Regions from separate parts of the Homo sapiens genome. Here region 2 is linked to region 1. Evidence: chromatin contacts called from ENCODE Hi-C or POLR2A ChIA-PET data. All regions are on one chromosome and are shown on one strand. Each heading gives the region's core, a stretch centred on a gene start or an enhancer-like site at or near the end of the contact. The rest is flanking DNA. Distances are from core to core; before and after follow the strand shown. Region 1 holds the start of M6PR (mannose-6-phosphate receptor, cation dependent). Region 2 holds the start of PRH1-TAS2R14 (PRH1-TAS2R14 readthrough).

Evidence for each region. Hi-C counts contacts between places; a loop is a spot of excess contacts on that map. ChIA-PET counts read pairs that join two places held with the same protein, here RNA polymerase II (POLR2A). Pooled maps may share reads with other maps.
Region 2: a pooled map shows a loop between it and region 1 (11-fold over the local background). The contact joins the promoter of PRH1-TAS2R14 here to the promoter of M6PR in region 1. A Hi-C loop is called at or near these places in 1 of 37 single-sample maps with no recorded cell type and 7 of 50 pooled maps. POLR2A ChIA-PET finds 5 or more read pairs at or near these places in 1 of 52 experiments (PC-9).

The regions. Positions count from the first base shown.
Region 1 is chr12:8,947,613-8,954,368 of GRCh38, reverse strand. It overlaps M6PR (mannose-6-phosphate receptor, cation dependent), which reads left to right and starts at 4,724. Exons shown (of 7, transcript NM_002355.4): 1 at 4,724-4,881. It also overlaps a transcript of KLRG1 not described here. RefSeq lists enhancers at 4,022-4,151, 3,650-4,554, 4,555-5,460 and a silencer at 4,130-4,344.
Region 2 is chr12:11,166,906-11,173,880 of GRCh38, reverse strand. It overlaps PRH1-TAS2R14 (PRH1-TAS2R14 readthrough), which reads left to right and starts at 2,270. Exons shown (of 5, transcript NM_001316893.2): 1 at 2,270-2,459. It overlaps SMIM10L1 (small integral membrane protein 10 like 1), which reads right to left and starts at 2,687. Exons shown (of 1, transcript NM_001271592.2): 1 at 1-2,687. The coding sequence starts at 2,524. The coding sequence ends at 2,318. It overlaps PRH1-PRR4 (PRH1-PRR4 readthrough), which reads left to right and starts at 2,256. Exons shown (of 10, transcript NR_037918.2): 1 at 2,256-2,459. It also overlaps a transcript of PRH1 not described here.

The DNA of each region.
Region 1 (6,756 bases), core at 3,475-5,974:
ATATTAACTATAGTCCTTATGTTACACACTAGAACATTAGAATCTAACCGCAACTTCGTACCTTTTGACCTACATCTTCCCATTTCCCCTACCCCGCCCCTGGTAACCATCTTCCTACACTGTTTCTATGGTGATTTTTTTCAAGACTCCACATACAACCGATATCATATCATATTTTTCTTTCTGTGTGTGTCTTATTTCACTCAGCATGATGTCCTCCAGGTCCATTCATGCTGAATGCTACAAGATAAAATCGGAACATCTTATGTGCCTGAAAGTAAAGAATTCCTCAAAAAATCATATGGACATGTCAAAAGGATAAAGGAGGCACCACTAAAAGGCTCCCACTGGCTGCTCAACAGAGGCCCACACCCTCCCGCAACTTCTCGGCCTCATCAGTGGGTGGACTGCATGTTCCTGTGGTAGGAAACACACCCTCCCCTCAGAGATCTGAATCTCTAATCTTGCAGGTGGGGAAGGGAGCATTTCCTTTAACTTAAGTAACTCCTTTATTAACTCTTCTTCAGCCCTAGAAGTAACAGCTCCTTTTCGTAGCTGCTTCTTCTGTATCATAGAGTCCTCTTTTAGTAACTGATCATCTTTTACTAGAAAATAATTCTTTAAATTTTTCCTGTTAAAATCGCCAATATGATATCTGTTTCTGAATGGACCCTGATTGATATAAAAACGTATCACTTCCCTTGCATTTCTATCCAAAAAAAATGCAAACTTAAATATAATCATGAGGAAATGATAGCCGCAGGAGGCAGACAAATGCCTAGGCAGATCCCCAGTGAAACCCCATCTCCAAGCTGAAGACAGTTTAAAGCCTGAAAGCCAAGCTACAAGTCAAATCCATGGACCGGATTAAAAACCTGTCTTCCCATTTGGCACATTTTTCTTTGATTGATCCCCACCTTTCACCCATTTTATATACACCTACCCTTTCCTAATTGGTTTTCTACACTGTCGTGCCCACCTTTGAGTGGTGTCTTCACTTTAACTGTTTTTGCATACTCACAAACCAATCAGCACACACTTTCCATTCTGAATCCATAAATGCCCAGACCTAGCCACATTGGGTGAGAAACCACCTGACTGCAGGGGTGGGGGACCACCTCCACCTACCACATCCCCTCTCCGCTGAGAGCTGTTCCATCGCTCAATAAAATTCTTCTCCATCCTTCTCATCCTTCAAATTGTCAGCATATCCTCATTCTTCTTGGATGTGGGACAAGAGTTCAGGAACCACCGAATGCAGATACAAACTATAACACAGGCAGCAGGTCAAGTGAGGCCTGGGGGTTTTGCGGGGGGGGGGTGTCACTAGCTATGGACGGGTCCCTGGTTGGCAAAGTGACCGAGAAAAATCCTACATCAGATATATCAAACAAAACCAAAATGAAAGACATTCTACAAAACAAGTGGCCAGTACCTATCAAAATTTCAAAGTCAAGTAAGATCAATGACAACTAATTACAATGTGTGACTCTGGCTTGGCTCCTGTGATTGTTGGGAAATCGGAAGTAACTATACATAGCATCTATTGAAACGTGATAAAATTTTGAATACAGACTATGGATTTGGTAATATTGTATTAATACTGTAGTTCCTGATTTTGATGAGAGGATGTCCTTGTTTCTAGGAAATACACACTGATATATTTAATGGTAATGGAAGTTTACTCTCAACCTGTTCAAAATAAACTAATGTATATGGAGGGGAAAAAGATGAATTTAGGTAAAATGTGTACCAGAGTTCTTTGTATTATCCTTGCATCTTCTCTATAAATGATAAATATATTAAAATTGAAAGTTACCAAAAACTATATTTAGTCCTTGAAATATGGAAAACATGATCATTTTGAAAAGCATCTGAGCCGGGCTCAGTGGCTCACACCTGTAATCCCAGCATTTTGGGAGGCTGAGGCAGGCAGATTATTTGAGTTTAGGAGTTCAAGACAAGCCTGGGCAAAAATGTGAGACCCTGTCTCTACAAAAAATACAAAGATTAGCTGGGCATGGTGGCTTGCGCCTGTGGTCCCAGCTACTTGGGAAGCTGAGGTTCTAGGACTGTTAATTACCTTCCTCTCTTATGATTATACAGAACAGGAGGCATCCTTCCCATTTGATTTCAGACCAACAATCCTAGAACTGCTTTCTAAACAAGGTGAACAATTTACCTTGTGTGAGAGAAGGCAGTGTGGGTGTAGGTTTATTGTGGGGAGTGTGCTTGTTAATAATGAGGCTAAGAAAGGAGGCAGGCCAGAAATGCAAACAAACAAACAAAAAAAAATTCTGCTCATTTCAATTTTTGCCCCAGCAAGAACCTTGAGCTCAGTTCTCAGAGGTGAGAATTCTAACACAGAAAGCACCCAGAAAGGGCACTGAGGTCTGAGAAGCAAGGAAGTGACCCAGGTTGTTTGCCTCTGGTCGGAAAGGGAAACTACCCCTGCTTCCACTCTGACAGCAGACAAGTTAATCAACCTACTCAATTGCATTTTTGGCCCATTCCCCATTTCCAACATGAACAGTTCCTCCCCTCCAGCCCAATGCCACTCTAGGCAGTCACCAAGAGGTAAGATTTCTGAAATCAAAACTTGAATTAACCAACAAAGGAACATCAATTCTAGAACGGATTGTAACAGGGATTTTTGTCTTTTTTCTCTGCTGTATCCCCAAGATCTATATTATATATTCTGTGGTTTTGGCACATAGTAATTGCTCAGTAAAGCTGTGTTGAGTTACTTGATAAAAAATAAGTCAGTAGAAATAACTTAAATGCTCAACATTAATGTCATTGGTTAAGTAGCAATGCATAGAACTAAATATTATGCTATTAAAAAGTTTATTTGTAAAGTCAAGGATATGGAAAAATATTTGATACATACATATCTTTTTGAGATAGGTTCTCACTCTATCACCAAGGCTGGAGGGTAGTGGCAAGACCATAGCTCACTGCAGCCTCCAACTCCCAGGCTCAAGCAATCTTCCAGCCTCAGGCTCCCAAGCAGCTGGGACTACAGGTGTGCACCACCAAGCCCAGCTGATTTTTTTTTTTGAAAGAAGGGGTCTCACTATGTTGCCCAGGCTAGTCTTGAATTCCTGACCTCAAGTGATCCTTCTGCCCCGGAATCCCAAAGTGCTGGGATTACGGGCATGAGCCACAGTGTGGGACTGATACATTTTTGAAAAAAGGAAACAACATATATTCATGAAGGAAATACACACCCTCCTGGTGAGTTTATGTATGATTTTTGTTTTGTTGTTTTCTGTGTTATCTGATCACAAATTACTTTCATTTTCAGGAAGAAAAAAATTTAATTTTTTTTTTTATTGGGGCAACATCCAACCCAGATATGATTACTACCTAGCCTGAACTGAATGTATTACTAATAAACAAAGAAATGCAGAATGGCATACAGTCGGTAAAGCGTAGTGCTTGAGAGCATGGATTATGGAGACTATTTAAATACTGGCTCCATAACTTAATAGCTTGGGACCCACGGTGTTACTTAGCTTCTATCTGCTTTAATTTACTCATCTGTAAACTTGGGATAAGATACTTCCTCATAAGGTTGGTGTGAAGACCAAGTGAATTAACTATCGTTTAAAGCACTTACAAAAGTGCCGGGCACCACCGAGATATGCATCCGTTAGCTTTTATTATTATTAGACTCAAAACACTGTAGTAGTTCTAATGAGAGGGGTAAGAATCAAAAATCCAGGCACCTGCATAGAGCCAGAGAGGCACACATAGAAGCAACGTAAGAGTGGAAGCGGAATGAAAACATGCTAAAGCCAGGTACAAGCCACAAGCGAGGGTCCACAGGAAGAAATTGTTAATTCTGAAGAGAGTGAATGCACGAAGTTACAGGAAAAATAACATCTGAACAGAGTTTAAGAATGAGCAGGACTTCAACAAGTGGCTAGTAAGACATAAGGAACCTACAAAAGATCTTAGCAAAGGCGCAAAGATTACCATCGTATTGCTCGTTTCTTCCTACTTTGCAGAAGTAACCTCTGGCGAACAGAGGTGGTTGCAGAGCATGCTTATCAAGCAAAATACCACGAAGCAGTAAGGAACGACAGAGATAACAGTAACAATAATAATTCACCCCAAGGTACTCAACTGGAAAAAGGAAATACAGAGGAGAGGTGTCGTTAAGAAAGCCAGGACGCACATCACGGCCCCGTCGCTGCACTACTCTCGTCTAGGGGTCAACAGTGGAGTCGAGACTCGAAGCTTCCACGCGGCGGAACAGCGTCCCTCTCAGGCGGCGAACGGGCTAGGGAAGCGCCCGGAGGAGACCTAGCGTGAGAACTACAACTCCCGCGGAGCCCGAGGGCGAGCTGCCTGCGTAACTTCCGCTTCCGCCACCTGCCCCTCTCACCCTCTTCACTCGAACCCTACCCGGGAGCGGTCAGGCGCGTGACCCCGCGTGACCGGGGTGCGCGAGCCGAGAGGCCCTGGAAGCGGGACTCTGGGACCCCATTGAAAGAAAGGCAACCAGAAAAGGCGAAACGACAACCTCGATAGTGATTGGAGCTGATGGAACGAGGGCGGAGCTAAAGTCCCAGAATACTGGCCAATCAGAGTTTAAGATTATCAGGGAGCCCGGGAAGGGGAAAGGGGCGAAATGGTTCTATGGTCACATGCCGCGGGGTCTGGTGGGAGGAGCGGTTGCCCAGCGGCCTCTTGGCGCTTCCTGTTTCCGGTTCCCAGAGTGGGGCACAGCGAGGCGCTAGGGGGAACGCTGGCCTCTGAAACTAGCTCTGGGACCGGGGTCTGCGGCCGGCCCCTAGCTGGCCCCGTCTCCCATCCCCAGAAGGGTATTCACTGGGGATTCTGAGCTTTGGCTACTCCAGTTTCCCACGACACGTGAGTGTGAGGGGCGTGGAGGAGGAGGCGGGCTGGGTTGCGCTCACACTTAAGCGTCTGTGACAGGAGCCGGAATCGCATTCTCCCTTGACCATGGTTCTAGCCAAAGATCTGGCTGAGGAGCCCTAAGGGTAGAATGGAGGCGGAGGCATGAGAGCGGAGAGTCACGGAGTTCCGAAAGGTGTGAGGGAGAAAGGACTTCCAAGACCAGAGAGGGGATTTACGATATTTAGAAAGCAGGGAAAGGAAAATACCCCAAGTATGGAGTCCGTTGGAGGTGTTGGTGGATTTATTTGTAGGAGGAATTTTGGCCTGCATCACGGTGGGAGGTCAAGTGGCATCATTTGGAGAGGGTATGGCTACAAGCGCTTGGAAAGTCGGGACACTAGACAGAGCGAGAATTTCTGGCACCCTGGGAGAGCTTTGAGGGGGATGCGACTGTGGTGTGGATAAGAATGGCTGATGGACGGATTATCTTGTGTTCCTCGTTGTGGGGAGCTTCCGCTCTTGGGACATAGCCGCTACTTGTCTGAGGCTCCTTCTCTCTTGAGTTCTTTCAGCATTAGGCCTTTTAGCCAATTGAGGCTGCTTTTCTAAACATGTAGGCTGCTGGAGAAAAAGGGATAAGGACTGCTACATCAGAAAGGAGCCAGCGGGAAGACAGTAGAAATTCCACTGGTAAATGGCCATGGCTGTCTTAACAGATGGGGAAGTGAGTGCTACAGAGGCCCAGTGGTGTAAGCTGCTTCCCAGTTGCTGGCTTAGTCATTGGCCACCCTAATAAAGGATAATTTTTAGCATTGCCAAATAAAATAGATCTGTCGTTAGAGAATAAGAAAACTGAAAGATTTTTCAAGATCATAAAATCCTGCTCCTTATTTCCAAAGTATATAGACAAACTCTTGTACCTTGAGAATCTAATTGTAGCATATTAAAAGGGGGCTACTGGGCCCTTCCATTTCATTCTCTTCCTGATTGTTGCACCCCTATGTTTATAAGTTTTCCAGCAGTTATCTTTATGCCACGAATCGTCTAAATTGCCCCAGTAACTTCACACACATTTAATATCTGTGTAATGTACAGCAAGTAATTTAACAAGTAATTCTGTAAAGCATCAGTTTTCTCATCTGTGAAGTATGAAAAATTATACCTATTTTCTGGGTTGTGAAGATGAATGAACATAATCTAGGGAAAACATTTAGCGCATATGCCACTGAATTAAAGAGAAGCAGCTTAAATTTAAAGACAAGCCTTAAGCAGGAAAGAAGAATACAGTATAAATTTATTATCCTAACTTTTTGAATAATAAGCAAATGAAAGATAGTTCAACTCAGCTAATGGCTGAGGTGTTTAACCTTTCATCCCTTCCTAATTTTGTGAGATTCCTTGTTCTAATTTAGGAAAAGAAATCAACTGTCAGTTTTTAATTAGGTCCTGAGAGACTGGAAAGGAAAATGGCAGGCTAAGTCAGTCTAGAAGAAGGAGTCTCCTATTTCTTTTTAGTGAGTCAGCTGGTCAAGTTGTGTGTTGAGCAGTGGGTTAACTTAGGGAAGGTGGGAGTTGGAGGTCTGAGTTCTTTATTTCACCTCCTATTCAGTCAACTGTGTGAGGAATCACTTCCCCTTCACTTCTTAGTAGAAAAAAAAAAAAACCCACAGTTTTGGCTGTCTACTCTCATCTCCAAAAAATTGTTATGCACATAGTGGAAATATACATGTAGTTGTTCAACACAGACCATGAGCTCTGGAGCTAGACTCTCTGGCTCACTCCACTAGCTGTGTCTCAGTTTTCTTACTGGTAAAATAGCAACAATAATTGTATTTACTCATAAGGTTGTGAGGATTAATTAGTTAATTAATATATGTTAAGTGCTTT
Region 2 (6,975 bases), core at 1,021-3,520, 2.2 Mb before region 1:
GTATATATACAGTACACACACATACTGTTACTACCGGGTGTAAAATTGAATAGGATATAGTGTCTTCCCTCACAGAGCTGCCAATTATGTTGGAGGATGTAATAAATACAAAGTCTGTTTCTTCATCTTCGGTTTAACAAATGACTGATGTGAGGAAAAAAGTTATAGGAATATGTTCACATAGTCACCCAAATGGAGCATCCTACTCTGTCACCATTTCAGGATTAAGACTAGACAGTCTTTTGTGTTACAAATTGGGACATCAGTGCTCTGGGAAACAGTGATGTCCACGATTCTAAATCCCTTGGTATTACTATTTCATTGATTAAACTACACTTCTGATATTTTAGACTAAAATGTTTTGGCTTATCGCAGTCTAGGAAACCTGTCTTGGGTATATAAAACAGACAGTTGATGCACGATTAGGGAAAAATAAGGCAACCTATGAAAATGGCCTTATGGATTAAAAGAAGTGAGCTCCTATATGGTCAGTGGAATCCAGGAAAAATTTAATGGAAAAAGCGCCACCTAAGCTTAGCTTTAAAACACAGAGTATCTTCAGGTAGAAAAGGCTATAGGAGAATGTGCCCAAATGGAGTTTGGCTGGAGACAAAGAATAAAGACTAGAAAGAACAATTACCCTAGGCCAGACATGGTGTTGGACGGGGCAAGATGCTTACTACTTAAAGCCATAGAACACTGTTTGCTGGACACAATGAGTGGAATATAGAACAATGCAACTATTTTAACACTTTACCCCTCTTAGTGGTTTATTAGTTAATTTTTTCCTGAAAAAAAAAATGCGTATACTACTTTTTCTGCACTTTTCTATATCAGATCTTGATTTAAAACTTTACCACTCTTGGTGATTTATTATTAGTTTTTTTAATCCGAAGAAAACATGTGTATACTCCTTTTTCTGCATTTTTCTATATCAGATCTTGATTGGCTCACCACCATTACACACACACACATCTCTTTTCTCCCATCCTCCCAGCGTTATAGAATCATTTGTTGTAAAATCAGTATTCAGTATTTACATAATTATGACTGACTTTACATGACTACTATTATTCACAGTTGAGGTATACCGTGTATACAGTGTAGTTTTTAAATTTTTATTTTTCTCAGCGTTCAAAATTATATGTTCTGTTTTCTTAATTTTGAAAAATATGCATTCACTAATTTATCCCCACACTCTTTGGAAAATGAAAGCTCTCTAGGCTGTATTCAAATACACCAGGTACTCTATCAATTTTCATTTTTTAAACTATTCTACCTGAGCTCTCCATCTTTAGCCATTTCCTGTTGACTTCATACTGTTCTCCCCTACCACTCTCCCTCTTTAATATATTACCGTTTTAGAAACTTTATGGCTACCCTGTAAGTAATAAAAATGTCTTTCCCCACTCAACAACAGACAGTACCTTTCAAGTTTCCACTTTATAAGGACATAACCCCCATTCCATTTACTTCCCCCGCCCTCCTTCAACATTCCCACTTGTATTTTCCGGCTGTATTTTTAAAACATGGTAAATAACATTTGCACTCCACTTTGTAACCATAATTAAGTATGCCCTTAAACAATAAAAACCATAAACAACATTTGTATTTTACGATTATTTAAATGTTATTCACTGAACAGCCAAGCTTTGTGCTACTATGGGATTTCGTTTTCTGCGGTTCCAAGTCTTGATCCACGTCCTGCCACAGGATCACTGAAGTAGAGCCCATTTTCTTACACTCTCGCCATTAGTTCAAAAGCTTGCAGCATTTTATGTCTGGTACTTGGAGGATGATTTTCCTGTACAGTTTTGCGTTTTTTTCACCGAAAATTTCTGATTATTATTGTTTTCTCTTGTGGGATGAAATATGTACCTTCTATATCACAGCCTTAATACCTTCAGCTTCTTATTCATTGAAATCTTGCTTACAATCCAGTCCGAGGATTCCCGGTTTACTGATTTTCTTTTTCCTGCAAATTTTAGCCTTCTGTTTTGTTTTGAAATAATGCATCCTCTGCGCTTTGTCACATTCTGAAATTCGTCAGGTGTTTTAGGATGCACACTTTCTTAGATGTTTTCGAGGGTCTTAACTGCAGTTCTGTTTCCGGAACAGCGTATTCTCTTTCTAGGGATTGTAGGCTCCCGGCCGCCCCCTGAGGAGCTCCGCTAGCAGCTAAGAGGGCAGCCACGAAGAGCGCCTGAGCACTCTCGCGAGACTGTGGGGCTCGCCATTGGCTGCTCCGCCGCGCCGCAACGGACCCTGGGAGTCGGCCATCATGCTGGCCCCGGAGGCCGTTAGCTTAGTCATGGCTCTAAATATGTACCTGCAATCGGATGTTGAGGATCACCGAGCCCGCGACGTAGAAGTACGGGAAGTTCATGCGCAGCTGCCAGGCCAGCTCGAAGAAGGCGAGCAGGGTGCGGGAGAGCCCCTTGCAGAAGACGCCGTACGAGGTGGGTGTCGCGGCGGGGCTTGAGGCCCTGACGGCCAAGGAGGACGGAGCCGCCGCGGGGGCCATGAGCCAGGTGTCGCCGCCCGCCCAGCGTCTGTAGCGAGGGTTGCCGCAGGGCCCGCGGACCTCCTAGCGACGGCTGGGACCGGCAGGACGGTAAGCAAAGCGGCTCCCGGGCTCACACCCAAGCTTGCCGCTGCCGCCGCTCGGTGCAGTGCGGCGCGTAGCCCCGGGCGCCGCTGGCGCTCCGCCCCTTCCTGTCTGCTTCTCACTGTGGCATTTACCATTTAGAGCTCAACTGATGGTAGGTGGCTCTGGAATAGGATGTGTTATATAGCATGTACGAACATCCATGCAGATAGTTCCACTTTAAAATGAAAAAATCTAAGCGAGATGTAACTTGCCGTAGGGCACAAAATTTGTAAGGGCCAAAGCTAGATTAAAACTTTAGTTTGTCTGCTGTGTTATGTGGGATGTTAGGAATCTTACCCTTTTGATTTCATAATATTAATATTAGGGCAAGATGATTCCTACGCCAATAAAAGCACAAGGTCTCTGTATTCATAATATACCATAGACATAAAAAGGATCACAATCTTAGTCTTTGGATTTTTCTATTTATTAGGAATATTTAAATTGCAAGTGACAGGAATGATAAACATTCAAGCAAAAAACTAGTGGACACACACGCGTATATACATAAGGACATACATACAAAATTATATTCCCAGCCATGTAAACCCTTAAAAAGTTCAGATTAGCTGTGGAAGCTTCAGCCATTTCTGCATGGAGATGCATCTGTGAAACCTGTGGCTAGGCTCCAAGAGCTGGAATACTACTCTGTACTTCCAAACTCTTTTTTTGTTGTTGTTTTTGAGACGGGAGTCTCGCTCTGTCGCCCAGGCTGGAGTGCAGTGGCGCGATCTCGGCTCACTGCAAGCTCCGCCTCCCGGGTTCACGCCATTCTCCTGCCTCAGCCTCCTGAGTAGCTGGGACTACAGGCGCCCGCCACCATGCCCGGCTAATTTTTTGTATTTTTTGGTAGAGATGGGGTTTCACCGTGTTAGCCAGGATGGTCTCGATCTCCTGACCTCGTGATCTGCCCGCCTCAGCCTCCCAAAGTGCTGGGATTACAGGCGTGAGCCACAGCGCCCGGCCTGTACTTCCAAACTCTTAATACCATTAGAGTAACAGCACAGTGAATCTCTAATAGCCACAATACTTTTGTTATTTAAATGGTGCACATTTCATTACCTTCACTTATCTCCCATTTTAACTAGAAAGCACTGTATTTTTTAATCGCACACACCGTCTTCATTCATGGATTATTCAAATGTGTGATTTCTGATCATGACCTTAAGGTTACAGTCTTGTTCTGAAAAGCATTGTTGAGATACCACACATCGCACCGTGCACTGCATGTCTAGCAGCTATTCAGAGCACAAGTACGGTACCCTAGAGTACCTCTGTTTCTATATAGTCTACTGATTATATGACTGGTAGAAATAACGTGCCACTGATAAATTTGTAAAAATTAATTTTGTGTTCCCAGCTAGTATTCTTTTGCTACTTTGCTGCTCCAGTACCACTCCAGCGAGGTAGCACTTAGAGGAATTACTTATGACAACTTCTAAAATACTGGTATAGAGACTGAAGAGCGATGTAAAATAAATGATCAATTCTGAGAACTGGGAGAAGATATATAGTTTCAGTTCACACATATAATTTACTCCCTTTGAAAACTGAAAGACTAATACACAGAGCCATTCAGAGTCACAGGAGTCATTACGTCCTGGATTTTTCATTTCCAAATATGTAAAGCTATGTGGACTCATTCTGTCTTCTATTCCTCTTTTGTGCCACCCTTTACGCCCTACTTGCTCCGTTTCTGGGTAACTCCATGAAAACCTTATCTTCCACCCTGAGACCGTGGGGAAAATAGCAGCCACCCACTGATAACATGGCCAGATTGAGGGCCTATTCCAATGGGACGGGAATAGGCAAAGAACAGTCACAAAGCTCCAAATCCTACTCCTTAATGCTCTAGAGCTGAAGAAAGATTTCCTTCTTTCCACCTGAGAGTGGGATAGGAGCAATAATTTAGGTGGTTGTAGTTTTTATCTGCCCCTTGATGTTTAGATTTGAATGCCTAATCCACACTTCTTTTGCTGAGGGTGATATTAGGAGAATTCATGATTAGAGTATTCATGATTGGAAATGGCTTGATTGTACAAATTAGAAAATTCATGATTGGAAATGGCTTGATTGTACAGATTAACTGCATTGACTGGCTTGGGCATTGGAAGCTTCCTTTAACTGACTTTTCATCAGGTTAGCCAGCTCCAGAATTTAACAGCTGTGTTTAATACTGCTTAATATTTTTATACTTATGTTCACACCACACCATTAACTTGTGCTAATGCCAAACTAGAAAAAAAGTACGTTTCCTTTTGGACACTGATCAGTACTCAACCCTTTGGTTTGCTATCTGCCTGATAATTTTTGGAGGTGGGGGTGGTTCACAATAGCTAATTTTTCTCAGCCATTTTTCCTTTGGATAAAGTGTAGAATTAATTATGTGAATATTATGATTCTGATGGAGTCCTTGGTTTATTAACATTCCATTGGGAAATAAATGATTTTGGAGTCGTAATCTTTCTTATTTTCTTTTTATCATGTACTGTTTTTCAGCTTTTATAGCAGATTTGATTCACTTTATGGTAAACAGCCTGCTGGGCATGATGCTTTTCCAGATAGTAGGAGCCTTCTGCCTTTCTGATCACTCTGATTCTGATTCTTGGGAAGAGCAAGCTGAGTCAGACCTCACTGATAATGCTGTGGAAGATTAGATTCTTGATATGATGGGAAACCTTGGCTCCTTGAAAGCCTTGACGAAAACTTTTTTGTATTAGGAAAAAATAAAATCAAGTAGAAGCCCACATAAAAACTCTTTAATTTTTCTTTTCTCTTTCTTTCTTTCTTTTTTCTTTTCTTTTCTTTTCCTTTCTTTCTTTCTTTCTTTCTTTCTTTCTTTCTTTCTTTCTTTCTTTCTTTTCTTTCTTTTCTTTCCTTTCTTTCCCTTCCTTCCTTCCTTCCTTCCTTCCTTCCTTCCTTCCTTCCTTCTTTCTTTCTTTCTTTCTTTCTTTCTTTCTTTCTTTCTTTCTTTCTTTCTTTCTTTCTTTCTTTCTTTCTTTCTTTCTTTCTTTCTTCTTTCTTTCTTTCGTTTTTTGCCATGGCTTTAATATGTACATATAGTTTGACATCATTGTAATTCTTACCAGAACATACTCAGAGCTAAATATATACTCTTATTTCCATATTTCAAGAAAGACTTTTCTTTTTCTCCCCTCAAACCTCTCTTTTAGACAATGAAACACATTTAATAATTGTCAGATTATTAAGATCTATTGTATTCTTCATTACAAGGCCAGATTTCATAGGTGCATAAAAAATCACCTATACATGAATCTATTTTTTAATTGAGACATTTTTTAAACCATGCATGTGGAAGAATATGATATAGCATGCATTTATGCATGCATTTTGAAAACCAGCTTGAGAATTTTACTTCCTTTTAGTTAGCAGTAGACCAAAAGAGAATGTTGCTTCTGCTCTAACAAAGAGAGTAAACTAGGTAGGCTACAAAGTCATAATTTATTTTGAGCTTGTTAGAACTGAAGTTACAAGGTGAGCAGGTAAACTGAATTTTAGCACTTTGGGAGGCTGAGGTGGGTGGATCCCGAGGTCAGGAGATCTGGGCCATCCTGGCTAACATGGTGAAACCCCGTCTCTCTACTAAAAATACAAAAAATTAGCTGGGTGTGGTGGCAGGCGCCTGTAGTCCCACCTACTCGGGAGGCTGAGGCAGGAGAATGGTGTGAACCCAGGAGGTGGAGCTTGCAGTGAGCCGAGATGGGGCCACTGCACTCCAGCCTGGGTGACAGAGCGAGACTCCATATCAAAAAAAAAAAAAAAAATTACAAGCCTTTCCAAATAGGAGACATGAATTGTTTCATCTGTGGCAGAACTCCAGAAGAGTTCTCTGGCATTTCAGTAGGTAACAAGAAAATGGCTGAAATTTTAACAAATTCTTACAAAGGTTGAGTGTAGTTTAATGTGACAGTTTAGAATACCTGGGAGCCCCAGACACAGGAGTGGTCTGTAATTGCCAGCTTTTCCCCTTGGGCTTCTACCGAATGCTTACTGGAAAGGTTGAGGACAGACAGGAAACCTAGGAAAGTTCCTTTATGGTACACGGTATAGGAGGCAGAATAATGGCTTTCCCAAAGATGTCTATGACTTAATCTTTGGAACTAGTTAATATGTTACATTATATGGCATGGAGATTTTGCAAATGTGATTATTGGTATGCACCTTGAGATGGGAGATTATCCCATATTATTTAGGTGGGTTCAGTCTAATCATATGAGCCCTTAAAAACAGATTATTTCTTAACTAGGGTTAGAGAGATGCAACACTTCTGACTTTGAAGATGAAGGAGGCCCCAAACCAAGGTC